Regions from separate parts of the Homo sapiens genome. Here all the other regions are linked to region 1. A link is a contact called in ENCODE Hi-C or POLR2A ChIA-PET data. All regions are on one chromosome and are shown on one strand. The core of a region is the stretch at or near the end of the contact, and the rest is flanking DNA. Distances in the headings are between cores, read along the strand shown.

Region 1 (2,898 bases), core at 138-2,637:
AAAAAGCATCCAAAACTATTTCATACCTTAAAGTTTTATAGCATCTTCCCTGTCAGAGGACCAGGATCATTAAGAACATGAATCCTGAGTCCATGTAAATGTACTATGTGGTATGTGGAATAAATGAGGCACAAAAATATTAAATCGATTGGAAGTGGAGGACAGCTAGATAGTATAGCTCCTTCAAGGGCAGAGGAAGCCAAGAATAGATATTCCTCCCCTAGCCTGGTCCCCAAATGAGTCCTGGGAGACACTTAAAAACAGTGGCCACGGAAATATTTATATAAGATACTTACAAACACACCGGTCAATTTATCCAGCATCCAATGCTTTGGAGCTGCCACCCGCTTCAGATGCTTCTTGGGACCACGAGCCTGAAAGTTTTAGATTGCAATGCTGTTAATCAGGTTTCAGAACAGCTTATAAAACCTAGTGTGAAACTAAACTCTTAGTTTAGTTTCATCTTCAGCAAAATGTGGACAATATTAAAGTATAGTGTTCCGATAAAACAGAAACAAACACAGTTATTTAACAAACACCGTGAGATCCATAAGCTGCAACAAGCCTTCTTATTGTAACAGAGAATATTCTTGGTTACTATGTTTCAGAACGTTTACTGATTACTATCTTTCAGAACCTTGCTAAAGTGTTTCCATGTTACTGTTTGAAACTGTATCTGCTTAGAGGTTAGGGTCTTTCAAGAACACCATACTAGTGAAACGCACAGCAACAGAAATGAGCCAGGAGTCTACCTGTGTTTCTAAAGTTTTCACAATTTATTACCGTCTGTTTTTGACACGTATGGAACAAGATTCTGACATCCGCACAAACACATGTGCTGCTCCTTCGTACACTAAAGCCAAAAGCTGACACCAATTTTACTTTAAAAAGAGTAAGGAAGCCTTTTTAATGCTGTGTCCAGATGCTTACCGGCCACGTATGGTAAAGTCAGGCCGTGCCAAAAAGGCAATGACAAAGAAAACCTTTCTCCGCCGGGCACCCCCAGCGCCCACCAACCTCGGGCTCGCAGTCTGAGCTCCTGGCCCAGCCGCGGCTCCGGCCCGGGAGGAAAAGCAGCTTCTCCCGGGATCAGGACGTATGGCCGGGTCAGAAACCGAGGCCTTCCCAACAGCAGCACCAGATCTGCGCCTCCCCAACCCTAGGCCAGCGTTCGCCCTTCGCCCTGGAGCCCGTCCCGGCCTACCACGGAGGCCGTGATCCCTTCGCCTCTGCCCGGCCATCCCCAGTAGGAATCCCGAAACCTCGGGCAGCCCCGGCCGGGGGAGGATGGAGGCGGATACGTCCTAAGAGCTCGCTAACTAAACGGCTTACCATGGCTGCGTTAGGCAAGGAAAGAGGACCTCCGTCTTCCGGTGCGCGTAGAAATTGGGGCTGGAGACTGCGCGCGCCGGATTTTCAGCTGCTCCGCCCAGCTCAGCCCTTTGCTGGCGCGCCGGGACTCTTTCTTGCCATCTGCTGGTGGGAGGTCAGAAGTCCCGAGTTGAGGAACCGCCGCGGAAAGAGGGTGTCTCCTAAGGGCGATTTCCTCCCTCCCCTTTTTCCGCCCTTCCTCCTCCCATATTTGCTGAGCGCCTCTTGTGTGCCTTATTCTGTGCTAGGTGCTGGGAATACAAAGATGAGCTACACAACATCCCTGGCCTCAAGGAGAGTTCAAAGTGAGCTTACTTCCAGTCTCACGTACAGATGATTCTACGCCTGTAATCCCAGCACTTTGGGAGGCCGAGGCGGGCGGATCATGAGGTCAGGAGATCGAGACCATCCTGGCTAACACAGTGAAACCCCGTCTATACTAAAAAAAAATACAAAAAAATTAGCCGGGCATAGTGGCGGGCGCCTGTAGTCCCAGCTACTCGGGAAGCTGAGGCAGGAGAATGGCGTGAACCCCGGAGGTGGAGCTTGCAGTGAGCCGAGATCGCGCCACTGCACTCCAGCCTGGGCGACAGAGCGAGACTCCGTCTCAAAAACAAAACAAAACAAAACAAAACAAAGAACTTGTATATAATCAATAGAATACATTTTAATAAATATTTAATGTTATTTCTTAAACGTATTTTGTCTGTCCCTTTTTTGTGTTCCCTTGAGCCAGCCAGGCAGCCCATACTGAGTTGGGAAGAGCCAACAACGTTTTTAACCCCCTCTTGCTTCTCTGCTTGAACTCTGACATCCTCCCCCTTGCTTCCTGTACAACGCATTTGGCACTTATAGAGACTCAGGGAGGAGAGAGGATATTAGAAATCGTCTGGTTATATCTAACTAAAATGTAGATCTGATCCTGCTTCGAAACTGCCCTTGGCCCTCTGTTTCCTGCCGTAAGGGAGCAGGTCTGAACTTTATCTGGCTCCATTGCTCTCTCTCCCCAATCCCAAACTTCAAAGCTCAAGCCCCACCAAGCTAGTTTGTTCCGAGGGAGTCAGCTCTTTTTGTTTGTTTGTTTGGGAGACAGGGTCTCACTCTGTCACCCAGGCTGTAGTGCATGGCTCACTGCAGCCTCGACAGACAGCCCGGGCTCAAGCGATCCTCTCACTTCAGCCCCCACGAGTAGCTGGGACAACAGGCGCACGCCACTGCACCCAACTAATTTTTTGTAGTTTTATTTTTTTGTAGAGACGGGGTTTCGCCATGTTACCTAGGCTGGTCTCAAACTCCTGGACTCAAGCGATCCGCCCGCCTCGACCTCCCAAAGTGCTGGGATTACAGGCCTGAGCCACTGCGCCTGGCTAGAGTCAGCTCTTTCAAGACTGCTTGTGGACTCGATTCCTTAGCTTGGAACTGCCACAAACAGCCAAACCCCCTTCCTGGGTACCACCTAATCCCACACCTCAGCCTTGGAAATGCACAGTTCAAGTCCCTCTGGTTCTGTGGGCTCGTGGTCCCCTC
Region 2 (2,898 bases), core at 268-2,767, 1.7 Mb after region 1:
TAGTGCATAGAGAGAAACTATAGCTTTGGAAAGGGATTAGGACCTCTAAAGTGTCTTTTCCTTACCGGTGAAGCACAAGCCTTCCCCCAGAAACCTGCACCACTCACACATAATGCTTCACAAACAAGTTTTGGCCTCGGTTTTTTCATACTTTTGGGGCTGGTATCCAGCTAGTGTATTTTCCCTCATGGAGCGGGAACAACAGAGATAAAGGTTTTGATAAATATAGAGGCCTCTTAGAAGTGTCAGGACTGAATCTAAAAGAGCTGAATCTAAAAGAAGAGGGAGGCTGGGTGCGGTGGCTCACGCCTATAATACCAGCACTTTGGGAGGCTGAGGCGGGTGGATCACTTGAGGTCAGGAGTGCAAGACCAGCCTGGCCATGATGGTGAGACCCCCGTCTCTAGTAAAAATTAGCTGGACATGGTGGCAGATGCCTGTAATCCCAGCTACTTAGGAGGCTGAGGCTGGAGAATCGCTTGAACCCAGGAGGCGGAGGTAGCACCGAGCCAAGATCGCGCCACTGCACTCCAGCCTGGGCGACAGAGCAAGACTCCGTCTCAAAAAAATAAAACAAAAATAAATAAAAGAAGAGGGAAGATGGAAGGACTTTTAGGCTCAAGAGCAGCATCTCAACTCTTTTTTTTTTTTTTTTTTTTTGAGACGGAGTCTGGCACGGTCGCCCAGGCTGGAATGCAGCAGCACGATCTCAGCTCACTGCAACCTCCGCCTCCCGGGTTCAAGCGATTCTCCCACCTCAGCCTCCCAAGTAGCTGGGATTACACTGAGATTACAGGCAAGCGCCACCACACCTGGCTACCAACTCTTTTATGAAGACTCTTTTGTTTACAGAATTAAAGGAAGCACCTTGTTCTGAATCCAGTTTTGCCATTGACGGACTCACTGTATGACTAGGCCAAAACCCTCTGGTTTCTGTTTTCCCATTAGTTGGTTGAAGTACATACACCCTCATCTATCGGAACACGGGGCTTAGTAAAGTGAAAAGAAGTAGGTTCTAGCTCATTCTAGCACTTTTGGAAAATTGGGTCACCTCTTTGGGCCTTAATTTCGTCATCTATAAAACAGGAAAAAATCAGTCCTCAGCTTACCTGATGTTGCAATGACTTAGTGAGATAACAGAAGTGAATGGCAGCTTTGTCTATCATACTTGTGAGGTAAAGTTAATGAGAGTGAGAGATCTGGAAATAGGGAAGAAAGAAAGGAGTCGAGGCAAAGCTAAAAGAAATTTGGGTTGGGAAAGGAAAAAAGAAATGAAGAGAAAGAAAAAGGAAAAGGGAATTTCAAAAGAGATAAAGGCTGTGAGAGGAAGTGCAACAGGTCAGGAAACTGGGGGAGGGTCCACGGCAACGGCTGCGGCACGGCAACGGCTGCGGCACGGCAACGGCTGGGGCACGGCAACGGCTGGTGCATGTTGCCGGCGGAGGCATTTAGGTAGTGCACGACGGCTGGGCGCCGGGCCTGTTTGGCTGTGACGCCCACCCCCGGCTTTCATCCGCCTATGCCCTAGGGCTAGTGGAAGACTTAAGATGGCGGCGTTTGCACGGAGTGCAATCACTGCGTCCTTACGGGGGTTGCAAGGCGTCCGAAGTATGAGTCCACTAACAAAAGTCCAGAAACTCGCCAGTTAATAGTATTGTGGTGAGTGATGAGCCTCACGTTGGCTAGAGAAGTGGCCGTTAGCGAGGCTACACACTTTGGGATCGCGTGGCCTGAGTCGGGGGAGTAACCGGCCTGTATTCCATTTTTCTCTCTCCAGTCTCTTCAAAATATCGGAGAATAATTTCTTTCTCGCTGATCGCCTAACTTCTACTGACGAAGCTTGGAAGTTGCAGAAGGTAGCTCCTAGGAGGGATATATGGGTCGTTCTTTCCTTTTTCCTTATTTAAATGGGTTTTTATTGACACCATGTCGCGCCAAAATGGATTCCATCTCCTCAGAGCTTTCCTAGGAACAGCCTAACCTCTTGGGCCTAACTTTATTTTTTTTTTGTTCTGCCTTTCATGTCCAGACTTATTAGTTTTAATTAATTTGTTTGTAACGTATTCATTATGCACTAGATTAAACAATTTTTTTCTGTGCCCACTATACCCCAAATGTGGAGTTTTGGGCAAAAACTTAACATTTGTTCTTGAAGCATCTCAGAGGTGTGTGTGTGTGTGTGTAATCTTTGGGGGACTTACATTGCCAGGTTGATTACTCACTAAGAAAAGAGCTAGATTTCCTGTTTTCAAATCTGTTGGCGAAATTAAGTTTATGTTAAGCATAGCATGTTTACTATATATATGGGGAAGACAGTTAAGAGTGACATCTAATATGTTGTTAAATGCTTATGTGATTAAAGTAAATTTCATGCATTACCGCGGAGTATGAATTGCTGCAACCTTTTAGAAAAGAATCTGGCAATATTTAGGGAAATAAAAAATACAGATATCACTTGAACAAAAACTGGAATTCAAAAGTCTGACTTTTAAGAATCTATCCTACAGAAATAAAAGTACCAGTATATAATGACGCATGAACAAGGATACTTTTGTACTATTTTGTTCTTGTGACAACTGGAAACAACCTGTGTATCCATCAATAGGAGAATGTTTGAGTAAATTTTGGTACATAAATATTATGAAATATTTTGACTTTTGACCTAGAGAATCTTATGATGGATGGTTATGTGAGAAAAGTAAGTTGCAGAATAGTCTAGTATGAGTCCTTTTTTTTTTTTGATGGGGTGATGAAGGAATGCAAGATTAACTTCTTTATCTTTTGGAGGAGACGTTAAATATATTATGAAATACTTAAGACATATACAGATATACAAGGAATAATACAATGAACCTCTCTTCTCACCACCCAACGTAAAAAAAAAATCAAACATTAACG
Region 3 (2,898 bases), core at 217-2,716, 1.6 Mb after region 1:
TGACAAAAGCCATGATATACATATGACAACGCCTGCCATATTGTCCCTGCGGCAAAACCCAACACGAAAAGCACACAGCAAAGACAAAGAGGCCCGCCATGTTTTACACTGCGGCAAGACCTTCAGCCGCCATCTTTTCCTGTGTGACCGCACATGTCCACCACCATGCTAACCACTTAACAAAGCCTCGCCCATCATGATGTGGCCTTCCCGCCACTTGAACACTGCGACAGAACTGGATCCGCCATTTTGGACAACCTAACAAAGCACAGCCCGCCATGCTGAGCAATGCCGCAATGTCAAAATCGCCATTTTAAGCCCTGCACCTTAGTCTTTCCTAACCTTCCATTTTTAACTAGTCCCTTGTACTGATAAAAGATGATTCTTACTGCCTCCCGATACAACAATCACGCAAAGCTCCTAACAAGCCCCAAATCAATTCATTCAGATAGGTTTAGCTCATGCAATGCACATGACTTCCTCTGCCTGACCTGCTATCATCCATCTTGCCTCCCTAGTTTAACTTAGCACAAACGACTAGCCCTAAGCCGAGTTATGCGGCAAGTCTAAAATGGCGGCCACTTTTCCTCCACAATCTGAACACGCCCTTAGCTTAACTGCAGAGTCATTCTCTGCCAAAGCGGTAGGTACACTCACACACCACCAAATGATCAGCAGCAAAAAAAAGTGTAGATATTCCAGAGAGTGCAACAACCCACAAAACCAACATTTTTTCATCCATAAAAAGCACCGATGGGCGATGAAAAAAAAAAATCAAAGCAGGTATCCGCGGCCCCGATGGGCCAGAAAAACAAAAATTAAAGCAGGTATCCGAGGCCCCGATGGGCAAGGAAAAATAAAAAAAAAAAAAGCAGGTATCCGAAGCCCCGATGGGCCAAAAAAAGAAAATTTTTAAAAAGCAGATATCCGTCACCCCGATGGGCCAGAGTGTTGGGGGTTCAGAGGGGAAGGGAATCAGCAGGTATCCGATACCCCGATGGGCTAAGGAAAAAAAAATAAAAAGCAGGTATCCGCGGCCCCGATGGGCGAATAAAAAAGAATTAAAAGGCAGGTATCCACGGCCCCGTTGGGCAAAGAAAAAATAATAAAACCAGGTATCCGCAGCCCCGATGGGCAAAATATAGAAAAGAGAGTGGAAGAGTAAAAAACTGATCCACAAAAAACAGAGATGTCAACCAAAAATGATTCCAAAGAAAAATTCCTTAAATATTAAAAATTGCCTCAAAATATTCCAAATACTTTCTTTAAAAAAATATGGAGGACGTGTCAAGAAGACACTAGGAGAAAGTATAGAATTTAAAAAAATATTTTATGGAATTTAGGTGATTTTTTTAAAGAAATACGCCATAAAGGGTGTTGGGGGACTAGAAAATGTTCTAGAAAGAACCCCAAGTGCAGAGAGATCTTCAGTCAGGAAGCTTCCAGCCCCGAGAGAGTAAGAAATATGGCTGCAGCAGCGAATTGCAGCGCTTTAAGAACTGAAGGGGGGGCTGAGGGCGGAGAGAGCATAAGAGGCGTGGCCTAGAAGATTGAAAGCCGGACATCTTTGTGATTTGGTTGGTTCAAAATTTACCCAGTAAGGACAAAAAAGGGAAATTTCAAGAAAGCAAAGACATACCAGAAAGAACATTAACTGGAAGTAGACTTCATTTCTAGACCAGGAGTCACAACTTCAATGGGTTTTCCAGTTCTCATCTATAACATGGGGACATTGAGTAAATCAAGCAATAATTAATGCTAAAATCCTCCATAAACTGCATAATAAATGTAAAGATGTTAATTCAGCTTGGTTTTGAGAATGGGGGAAGGGATAGGTAGAGCTTTGATGTGTTGATAAAGTATCCAAATATATCATTCAAACCAGAATTTGTAACTCCTCCACCAAACTTTTGAACCAAAGAAGCTAGAAAGGAGTAATACATTGAGGTTAGTACCATCTTCAAGGGACTTCCCATTCCATTATCCCATGTAATAGATAATGGAATATGTATTGCATAGATAATAATAAAGGATTATTCCTGTTTTATACATTAAAATAGAGTCCTATAGAGGTTACATCATGTGCCCGAGGTCACACACCATGATTCAGAGTCAATGTAGTTTTTACTCCAACACTCTACCTTGTATGGCTCCCAACCATAAGAGAACGGAAGTGCTTACGAGTCAATTGGTGAGCAAGAGAGAAAAAGGAAAGAAAGACATTTCATAGAATGGCTATTTGGTTCCTAAATAATCAAGAAAGAGTACTGTTTGTGACCTGTTTGTAATTTTTTAACTATGACTCCTTAATCTTTACTATTTTCCTATTTCCTCCATGAATCTGAGGAACCCAACATTGGACCAACCATATGACACAGTAGTGAAGTTGACCCTCTGTCAGTAACTGATAAGTGGTAGGAAGAAAAAGCTCATATAAAAGCCAAAGCTGCCCTCAGAAACCTGGCTATTTCAGTAGGAAGCAATTAATCTCATAAACTCTTCTATGTCATTCGAGAAACAACAGAGAACCAGAAGGGAGACAATGGCAACTTAAGTATTATAGAGCAACTTCTAGAAAGTCAAAGGATACATTACCCTCCCACTGGCTGAACTGGAAAGTGTAACTATCGACCCAAATCTATCAGGTAAGCTTGCTCTTCAGTTTCCAGAAAAATAATAAAGTATGCAAATTTTCTTCCTTAAGAAATACCTTCCATCTTCTAAGTGTCCTTGGATCAAACAAAAAAAGTAATCTGACTTGTCATTCCAAATGAGGGTTATTGTATTGTAAAGTGGTGCAATACAATGGTACCTTTGAGAAAACAATGCTTAACAAAGAGAGAAACTACCTACAGTGACACCTATGAAGCAGCTATCAGAAAGACTGGATTACCAAAC
Region 4 (2,898 bases), core at 114-2,613, 1.2 Mb before region 1:
ATTCAATTCACTCCTTCAACAATGAAAGCACATACACTCTTTTAGTTCTTCAATGCTGTTTGAGCAGGATGCTGTCCACAGAGAATATTCTGGCCTTTTAGTCTGAGAAGAAAACATAAGGAAAACTAGAAAATGATTCTCAAACTGTTTTGCCTATAACCACTTCAAGTGGGCAAAAGATCCTGCAAACCAAGTACTCTATCTGCACATTCCATCCTTGCATTATGGGCTAAGCACTAGAGAGTAAAGTCCTCTATCATGCATGCTGGAAGAAGCCACTCCTGGGCAATTCTGAAATGTCATGTATTAAAGTAACTACAGACCAGGGTCAGAATCCAAAAGGGTAATCTAGGACAGAAAGGGCAAAAAGCCATTCATATACAAAGTACCTAAACGAGAGTCAATAAATACTGAAATAAACATTCTGGATACTTCAAATCTAAAGGATCCACATAGAATGAAAGCAGTGACTGACAAGGCACCAATCCCAGGGCCAGGCCAGGTTTCAAGGCGAGACAGCACGTAGTATCTGCGAAAACTTAAGCATAAAACATTTCTCTCCTTCAGATGCTGATCCGACACAAGTTAGGAAAGCGCTCGGTCTCAAGGAGACTCCCTTTCTTATTTCTGCTCCCACAAGCCTACTGTCTGCCTTTTCTGGAATCTACCTTCCCTTTAATTCAAGGCTTTGCTTTACTCCATTATCCCAGGGAGACCTCATTAGAAAGCAGCCGGCCTTCCTGCCCTCCCTCTTCAGACTTCTCACAACCTAGTTTAGTTATGGAGCTCAGCGATATATCGCCTTGGCTTTCCATCCCCCAGCCCTCTTCCATCCTCCCTCCCTTCCTTCAGTCGCTACAGCCGTGATTCCTATCTCCTTGAATTCCTCACTCTAATCTTTTTCCATCCACCCCACCCTATCCAGCCATGCTTCACTTCCTCATGGGTAGCTTTCCTGCATCCCCGTCCGATGTCTCCCTCAGGAGTTTTCTGCATCCTCCGGCCACAACTGAATCGGCAGACCTCGTTCCAAGCCTATTATACCCCTAACCCCCAAATGACCCCTAAGGCGTCTTCCCCGCCGTTAGTTGCCCCCGCGGTAGCCTCCCTCCCCCCTCCCGCTCGCGCCGCCCGGTCCTCCCTCAGCTGTCTCCCTCACCCCGTGACTCACCCGCATGCGAACCTCATAGGTGGTGAAGCGCGCGCGTCCCACGCCCACCGTCTGAGGATTAAAGATGTCGATCTCCAGGAAGTTACTTGGCGGCCCGTAAGCGTCGGTCAGGTCCTGCGGCTTCGAGTTAAGGCGCCGGGTATCAGCTACTGCCGTGTCCGACATCTTTCCGAAGGAGAGCCTGGGACCGGGGAAAGGGGGTGGGGGACAGAGGCCTGAGGCAGGAGCGCGCACGGCCCCTCCCGCTTGCAAAATAACTAGCCAACCCACAGGCGGCGGCGGCGCGCACGCGCGCCCACGCACGCACGCGCACGCCGCACGGGCCTGGGCCCCGGGCTCTGAATAGCGGCCGTGCTGACTGCTGCGCGCCCTGTAGAGTGGAGGCCATATTCAGGCTTCCGGGTGATGTTTGTGGCCACCCGGGAACCTGCATCCCCAATACGCAGTACCCAATACCCTGCCTAGCAGCACAGGCTGGCTCCGCCAATCGCGGCTCCTCAACCCAAGAAATTGTCTCGTACCGTGTATCAATCAACAGTGGGCACTGCCCCGTGAGCCAGGCTCCTACAGTGATAGGCCGAAGCCCAGTGACCTGAATAAGTCCTGGTTTTCCGCGAAAATAGAAGGGTGGTCTATGGAGGGTGGGGTTCCAACAATAGTACTGAGAACCTATAACGTAGCCGTCCCACCTGTGCCACTGATGGTTTCAGTTCACGCCACACACAATGGCGCACTCAGCACTACGTATGGCGCCAGGAAAGCAGCAAGCAACTAGGATGGGGTAAAGAAAGACATTTCTCTCTTACTTTTCAGGAAAATTGGGCATATCTTACTCCTTGTTGCCACACTCCAGGTGTACTCAATCTTACATTTATCAGCAAATTGAGGGTACTTATTTCATACCTTCTATTTCTACTCCGCAGAACTCCATACTTGGCACTGCTCTGAGGTTGCTTGCAACCCATAATGGAGATAGAATAAATGTTTACATGAGAATATCTATAGAAATATTAATATTTATATGACTAATTTACATATGCTCCACATTAAAGGGTAGACTGGGTGATGATTTCAGGTCATCCTTTCTCCACCTTTCCCCTGCCCTCCTCTACTCAAAAAATATTTCCCATATCACTGATGCCTGAAATTCTTTCAACAGAGTATGAGGCCCTACAATTTCACAATTGCTGTTTAATTCAATTTAACCAATATCCACTAAGCAAATACGTGCCAAGCACCATGCTAAACACTAAAATCCTGGAGTTAAATAAGAGTCCCTGCCCTCAAGGAGTTAACATTCTAGCAAGGGAGACAAGTAAACAAAACTAATATAATGCGACAAATACAAAATAAGTAAATGTTCAAAGCAGCACATAGGAAATGTATAACTGGAAAAATTAGGGGAGGTTCCCCTGGAGGAGGAAACATCTGAGTTTAACAGACATGAAAAGACATAAAGGACAAATAGGAGTGGAAATAGGGAAAGGTAATTTCTGGAATAAGAAACAGCATATGCAGGCCGGGCGCGGTGGCTCACACCTGTAATCCCAGCACTTTGGGAGGCCGAGGCAGGCAGATCACTTGAGGTCAAGAGTTCGAGATCAGCCTGGCCAACATGGTGAAACCCTGTCTCTATTAAAAATACAAAAATTAGCTGGGCATGGTGGCACACGCCTGTAATCCCAGCTACTCAGGAGGCTGAGGCAGGAGAATCGCTTGAACCCGGG
Region 5 (2,898 bases), core at 1-2,500, 1.2 Mb before region 1:
CCTGGCCTAGACAAGTCAGGATCCTGAAGGTAGTGCCCCTAATACCTCCTCCCTTCCCATCATGATCCCCTACCTCCTCTTTTCTGCCCATGTACCCTTATGATAAAAGAACACTACTCTGTAGACTCCAATGTCCCACAGTATCCCTGGTCTCTTGACCCTTTCTTTCCAAATTACCCAGATTCTGCAGTTTTAGCATCTGTGTGGCCTGTCTCCTGGGTTCCCGTGGGTCCTGGAGCTGAACAACAAATGTTTGGTAGAGGTGGATCTCCTTTTTTTGCAACTGACAGCCAGAAGTGATTTCTTCAGAGAATAGATAGTGGCTGCACTTCTGGACTTTATCATTATCCGAGTTCTTGTACCTAGAGGAGAAAGGTTGGAAGGAAGAGGAACAGTGGGGCCAATCTGGGTACTGCAGATATCCAGAGCCTAGCCTCATCTCCCCTCAACCGACTTATGACTTACCCCAGGAGAAAACAGTGGGGTACCTGGGAGACTTGCTACCCTCTCTCTTGGTCTCTGATCCAACCCACCTCTTCTTCATCCCCTCCCCCTCGTCCCTTCTCATACCAATAATGCAGAGTGAGGTTGGTAGGCTGGGGCTCAGAGCTGCTGTTCCAAGTGCAATTCATGTACTCGACATTGAACACAAAACACTGAACCTCTGGGAGGGGCAGAGTGGAAACACTGAGGGAGTCAGTGGGCATAGTGGTCAGGAAGAAATCTAGATTGGGGAGAAAATGAAGGCAGGGAGGGAAAGAGAAATGATGGTCAGAAGGAGGAGGCCAAGCACGGTGGCTCATGTCTGTAATCCTGGTGCTTTGAAAGGCTGAGGCAGGAGGATCACTAGAGGCCAGGAGTTTGAGACCAGCCTAGGCAACATAGTGAGACCCTGCCTCAAAAGAAAGAAAGAAACAAACAAACAAGAAAGAAAGAAGAAGTAGCGTGAGGCAGGGAACCCTCCCCCTTGCCCTTCCCACTCCACTTTTCAATTCTGCCCACATGATTGTAATGGCCAGTGGCAGGCACCAGATCTCTGTACGGCCCCTTCCCACAGCCACCCTTCTCACCAGCCCCCTCCAGTCCCAGATTTCCCACCAGCTGTGGTGTCTTCATTCCCATTGGGCGTCAGAATTGTCGTGTTCAGCCCCACTCCCAGCAGGGGCAGCTGCAGGAATAAGAGGGATGTGAATGGTAATGATGGCTTCAACATGGCGCTTGCTCTTCATTCCCTGGGTGTAGTCTGTCTGTGTCAGGAACCTGGGTCCCTCACCCACTACCCCTCCCCACCCACACGTTTCCTCTGTCATAGCTTCCGGTGGAAAGAACCTTATAAACCAGGGCTTTACAGAGGGTGTGGCAAATATGTGCTGTGTGACACGGGCTAAGTCCTCTAGGAGATTAGGTGCTGCTGTAAGGTGGTAAACAGAAACTAAAGCTGGATATACAATAGTGTCACAGACTCAAAAATCCTCAGCCCACCTAGATCCTGGGAAGGATCTGTTCACTACCACTAGCACCATTCTCAACCACCTTCTCCTCTAAATCATTACCTTCTATAATGGAAGTTCTGAACCCCCACCCCCGACATCACCGTTCTATGCCATGCCTCTTCCTTGACTTGGTCACCCTTAAATCTCTGTCAAAGCTCTACTGTTTTGGGAGGATGGAAAATACCGTCTTGGCTCCTGTGGGCACATATACAGCTGTCTTTCCTCTGATCTAATCCAAACCAGAATACCCACCCTTAGCTGCTGCCTGAGCTGGGTCCCTGTTGAGACTGGCGAGGAAGTGTGACTTATAATACAAAAATATTCTAGAAATGGAGGAACAACAATACTAGCTTCAAGCTTCCCATCTTCCCCCAACTCTGCTTCTCTTCCTGCCTTCCCCACCTCAGTCAATGGTATCGTCACCCTCTCAGTCACCCAGACTTGAAACCTCAGAATCAGCTTCAATTTCTCCCCCTCTCTCACCCAGAGAATATAACCCACTCTGCTTCTGTGGTGTTTCTCCCAACGGTTTCCTCCTTTCCATTACCACAGCCACTCTGCTAAATCAGTCTTTCATTAGCTCTAGTCATGATTCTATCTAGACTCCATCAACTGGCCTCCCTTTCTAAAGGCCCTCTGCTCTCTAATCCATTCTTCATCCTGTTGCCAGTTTTACCTTCCCCGAAAACACAGAGGTGATTGGAGAAGCCACTTACAGAAACTATTTATTCAGCAAACATTTATTACGTTTTTAATATGTGCCAGGCACTGTGCTTATGTTCTGGAAATAGACCAACAAGACATCCTCATATTTCTAGACACTCACAGAAAAGTGGGGAAGACATAAACAAGTAATACAACATAGTGTAACAAGTCCTATAGCATAAATGTAGAGATACTACAAAGTATGTGAGCACAGAAGAGGAAGTAACTAAATTTACCAAGATGGAGAGGGGGATAGTTTAGTGAAGGCTGTGCTGAAGAGGTGCTATTTCAGTGGCATCTTAAAGAATGAGTGTAATTTTACCAGACAGAAAGTGGTGTAGGATATTAAGCAAAGAAAAACAGCACTTGCCTGGGAGTCTCAGGAAAACTGGACTATATGGCCCAGCTTAGTATTTAGTATGTATCTTTAGTATGTATTAGTTTGCTAGGGCTGCCATAAGTTATCCCCAAACTGAGTGGCTTAAACCAACAGAAATTTATTCTCTCGGCTGGGTGCAGTGACTCACGCCTGCAATCCCAGCACTTTGGGAGGCCAAGGCAGGTGGATTGCTTGAGGAGTTCGAGACCAGCCTGGCCAACCTGGTGAAACCCCGTCTCTACTAAAAATACAAAAATTAGCCAGACATGGTGGCAACACCTGTAATCCCAGCTACTCGGGAGGCTGAAACATGAGAATCGC
Region 6 (2,898 bases), core at 183-2,682, 1.1 Mb before region 1:
ACATTTGCTAGGACACTAATGAATAAGAAAGTAACCAAAAGAGGTAACAAGAGAACACACAAACAAATGGGCTTACAGTGTTCACATTTCTTATCTTGTATCAACTAAAGTTTAACCATAGTTGGCCGGGCCTGATGGCTCACACCTGTAATCCCAGGACTTACGGAGGCCGAGATGGGCAGATCACCTAAGGTCAGGAGTTTGAGACTAGCCTGGCCAACATGGTGAAACCCTGCCTCTACTAAATAAAAATAAAATAAACCCCATCTCTACTAAAATACAAAAATTAGCTGGGCATGGTGGCACACTCCTGTAACCCCAGCTACTCGGGAGGCTGAGGCTGGAGAATAGCTTGAACCCGGGAGGTGGAAGTTGCACTGAGCTGAACCACTGCACTCCAGCCTGGATGACAGAGCGAAATTCCATCTCAAAATAAATAAATAAATAAATAAATAAATAAATAAATAAATAAATAAAGCTTAACCACAGAGGAGGCCAGGCGCAGTGACTCACGCCTGTAATCCAAGCACTTTGGGAAGCTGAGGCAGGTGGATCACCTGAGGTCAGGAGTTCGAGACCAGCTGGGCCAACATGGTGAAACCCCATCTCCACTAAAAGTACAAAAAATTAGCCAGATGTGGTGGCAGGTACCTGTAATCCCAGCTACTTCGAAGGCTGAGGCAGCAGAATCACTTGAACCCGGGAGGCGGAGGTTGCAAGGAGCCGAGATCGTGCCATTGCACTCCAGCCTGGGCAACAAGAGTGAAAACTCCATCTCAAAAAAAAAAAAAAAAATCATAGAGGAAGTTATCTGGTACAATGTATAGGGCACCTAAGCAAATCCTTTTTTGCCAGGGTAACCTTTCCCAACTCATGAGAGGTCAGAGGTTAGACAAAGCTGCGTAGACCCGAACCTGAAGGTTGGTGCAAAAGTAATGGCGGTTTTTGCAATTACCTTTAACGGCAAAAACCGCCATTACTTTTGCACCAGCCTAACAGATCTAGTGAGTTTCACAGTCCCTGGTGGAATCGGTTTCCCATACTGCTCTCAGTGCAGAGACCCTAGTGGGTGCCTTCTGTCCTGGCACGTGCTGCTTTCCGGTTCTGCGGTTACCCTGGCCCTTGGGTTTCCCCCACCCTCCTCCCATCCTTTTCAGGCTCCCGGAAAGAGAAGACCCCCAGTGAAACTCCACCCCTTCACATAGTTTTGATGACTTAGGACATGTGTTCGGACAAATACAAAAAAATGTGCTTACGATTCTAATTAGAAAAAGACACTTAGAATTGAGACTGCTTCTGAAAATCTGATCCTGTGCTGGCAGTTCCTGTTGTTCTCAGCTAGTATTTCGTTTTAGTCCCCTAAAGTGGCCATGTGACCTTGATAGCAAACGCCATCTTTCTGCGGAGCCCGCCTGAGCTGCGGCAAGCTGCTCTGACGGCTCGCTAGCAATCTGCCTTTTCCGATTTCAAAATCTTTAGACCGCCCACCAAAACCCTTTTTCCGGTCGGAGAGGCCCGGCAGGCTCTCAGGTCATTTGCGGAGCAAACGTGATTGACACGATCTGCGTCTAATGAATGTTCGTCTGCTTCCCAGCTCGGATTACTAGTTCCGCTCCCTTTCCCAGTTTGTTTTTGATGACTCATCCCTCAAATTCTTCACACACTCGCCTGATTCCCGCCCCTCCCGTCCTCTCTCTCCTCGCTCCCACTCGACGCCCACCCCCCACCTCCGCCGCCTCGCCCTAGGGAAGTGGATTTGGTGAATCCTATCGAGGATCGTTTTTTTACAGTGTATTTTGAACATATAGAAGCAAAAAGCACAATTTCCGTACAGGAAAGAGGAGGTTCATTTCCTTATAAGGAGCTTAACCCCTCACTGTTCTTTGAGCTTTTTCTCGTCCACAAGATCGGGGTGGGAGCAGGGGCAGGAGAAACGACAGCGGGGCTTTTGCCACTCAATTTCCAGTTCAATTCCAGAACCCCCGCAGCTCTGAGTCCCTAGCAAAGGTCAGCTGCCTTGCCCCAACAGCCGGCCCCACTGAGGGAGGAGTCCGGGGGAGTACAGTCAGGGTTGAAAGTTTACAAACATTTCTCTGGGTCTCGGGCATCTGCAGTGGGCACCTGCGGTGGGCACGTATGACAGTTTTGCCGGGGGCTGCAAATGCAAAATTGCAGCCCTAAAGAGGAAACAGACCTTCAGTCGTTAATAGGAGGAGGGGGAAAGGAAGGGGGAGTAAGAAAAGTAGGGAGCTGAGACTGAACTAACAAGCTCTTCTGGACCCAGACCCCTGAAATAGGCGAATGAATGGACTTCCACCTGCACAAGAAATCCTAGCTTTCCTGGATAGGGTCAAATGAAGCCAATAGAACATCCATAGTGAGAAGTTGGCAAGAGACTGGCTAAATTTGCCCCCTTTGGGCTGCTTCTTGTAGTCTCATTTGCTCTTTGATGCTCACACAACCATCACCACTTCTCTGCTGTGTCTCTTTATCCCACAGCTAAAGCATGTGATTGAAAACTTGCAGTTTGACCTAAGTTTAACACTGCCTTGTATAGGGCTTTGTGAATAATGGGTGCAGGATCAATTCCCCGGAGCCTGAGTATCATACCAAAGGCTAGAGACTCAGGGGCCTCCCAGTCTGCAAAGTGCTCTCAGACTCAGGCACATATTCTGAGGGAGCTTTTGCATTTTGGTCTTGGATCTCCAGGAGAGGACAGGAGTTTGCCGATTGGGAAAACAAAGAAGGTGCTAAGAAATAGGTGACCACCTTATTTTTTTATTCCCTCCTAAGCAGCCCCGCTGCTCTCCCTTTGGAGGCCCCTTGGCTAAGTCTCATCCAAAGTTCATTTGCATTGTCCAGCTTGCCCCTCTGGCCTCAGAGAGGAATGTAGCCAAT

The links. Hi-C counts contacts between places; a loop is a spot of excess contacts on that map. ChIA-PET counts read pairs that join two places held with the same protein, here RNA polymerase II (POLR2A). Pooled maps may share reads with other maps.
Region 2: a map of naive thymus-derived CD4-positive, alpha-beta T cell shows a loop between it and region 1 (5-fold over the local background). The contact joins the promoter of JPX here to the promoter of RPS4X in region 1. A Hi-C loop is called at or near these places in 1 of 168 maps with a recorded cell type or tissue (naive thymus-derived CD4-positive, alpha-beta T cell), 7 of 37 single-sample maps with no recorded cell type and 13 of 50 pooled maps. POLR2A ChIA-PET finds 5 or more read pairs at or near these places in 1 of 52 experiments (naive thymus-derived CD4-positive, alpha-beta T cell).
Region 3: a loop to region 1 is called in a map of GM12878, with 2.7 times the contacts of the local background. The contact joins the promoter of XIST here to the promoter of RPS4X in region 1. A Hi-C loop is called at or near these places in 1 of 168 maps with a recorded cell type or tissue (GM12878), 13 of 37 single-sample maps with no recorded cell type and 12 of 50 pooled maps.
Region 4: a loop to region 1 is called in a map of naive thymus-derived CD4-positive, alpha-beta T cell, with 9 times the contacts of the local background. The contact joins the promoter of SNX12 here to the promoter of RPS4X in region 1. A Hi-C loop is called at or near these places in 1 of 168 maps with a recorded cell type or tissue (naive thymus-derived CD4-positive, alpha-beta T cell) and 6 of 50 pooled maps. POLR2A ChIA-PET finds 5 or more read pairs at or near these places in 1 of 52 experiments (naive thymus-derived CD4-positive, alpha-beta T cell).
Region 5: a pooled map shows a loop between it and region 1 (4-fold over the local background). The contact joins the promoter of IL2RG here to the promoter of RPS4X in region 1. A Hi-C loop is called at or near these places in 5 of 50 pooled maps. POLR2A ChIA-PET finds 5 or more read pairs at or near these places in 2 of 52 experiments (T-cell and activated CD4-positive, alpha-beta T cell).
Region 6: a loop to region 1 is called in a map of naive thymus-derived CD4-positive, alpha-beta T cell, with 12 times the contacts of the local background. The contact joins the enhancer-like site here to the promoter of RPS4X in region 1. A Hi-C loop is called at or near these places in 1 of 168 maps with a recorded cell type or tissue (naive thymus-derived CD4-positive, alpha-beta T cell) and 8 of 50 pooled maps. POLR2A ChIA-PET finds 5 or more read pairs at or near these places in 2 of 52 experiments (HEK293 and activated CD4-positive, alpha-beta T cell).

The regions. Positions count from the first base shown.
Region 1 is chrX:72,275,861-72,278,758 of GRCh38, forward strand. It overlaps RPS4X (ribosomal protein S4 X-linked), which reads right to left and starts at 1,388. Exons shown (of 7, transcript NM_001007.5): 1 at 1,333-1,388; 2 at 297-374. The coding sequence starts at 1,335. RefSeq lists enhancers at 888-967, 1,138-1,207.
Region 2 is chrX:73,942,807-73,945,704 of GRCh38, forward strand. JPX (JPX transcript, XIST activator) reads left to right here and starts at 1,518. Exons shown (of 5, transcript NR_024582.1): 1 at 1,518-1,659; 2 at 1,778-1,856. RefSeq lists an enhancer at 1,543-1,642.
Region 3 is chrX:73,851,248-73,854,145 of GRCh38, forward strand. XIST (X inactive specific transcript) reads right to left here and starts at 1,467. Exons shown (of 6, transcript NR_001564.3): 1 at 1-1,467. RefSeq lists enhancers at 72-321, 185-686.
Region 4 is chrX:71,066,971-71,069,868 of GRCh38, forward strand. It overlaps SNX12 (sorting nexin 12), which reads right to left and starts at 1,364. Exons shown (of 4, transcript NM_013346.4): 1 at 1,172-1,364. The coding sequence starts at 1,336. RefSeq lists silencers at 1,327-1,520, 1,360-1,579.
Region 5 is chrX:71,110,327-71,113,224 of GRCh38, forward strand. It overlaps IL2RG (interleukin 2 receptor subunit gamma), which reads right to left and starts at 1,251. Exons shown (of 8, transcript NM_000206.3): 1 at 1,099-1,251; 2 at 571-724; 3 at 178-362. The coding sequence starts at 1,213. RefSeq lists enhancers at 712-1,911, 1,014-1,403.
Region 6 is chrX:71,180,624-71,183,521 of GRCh38, forward strand. LOC107985688 (a long non-coding RNA gene) reads right to left here. Exons shown (of 2, transcript XR_001755878.2): 2 at 2,759-2,898. Among named protein-coding and RNA genes, the nearest start is that of NLGN3, 37 kb to the left of the region's middle. RefSeq lists enhancers at 1,310-1,359, 1,416-1,710, 1,760-1,849. Within about 2 kb of position 1,433, at least 35 of the 41 ENCODE cell types and tissues checked have a DNase peak (open chromatin) inside an H3K27ac peak, as active enhancers do.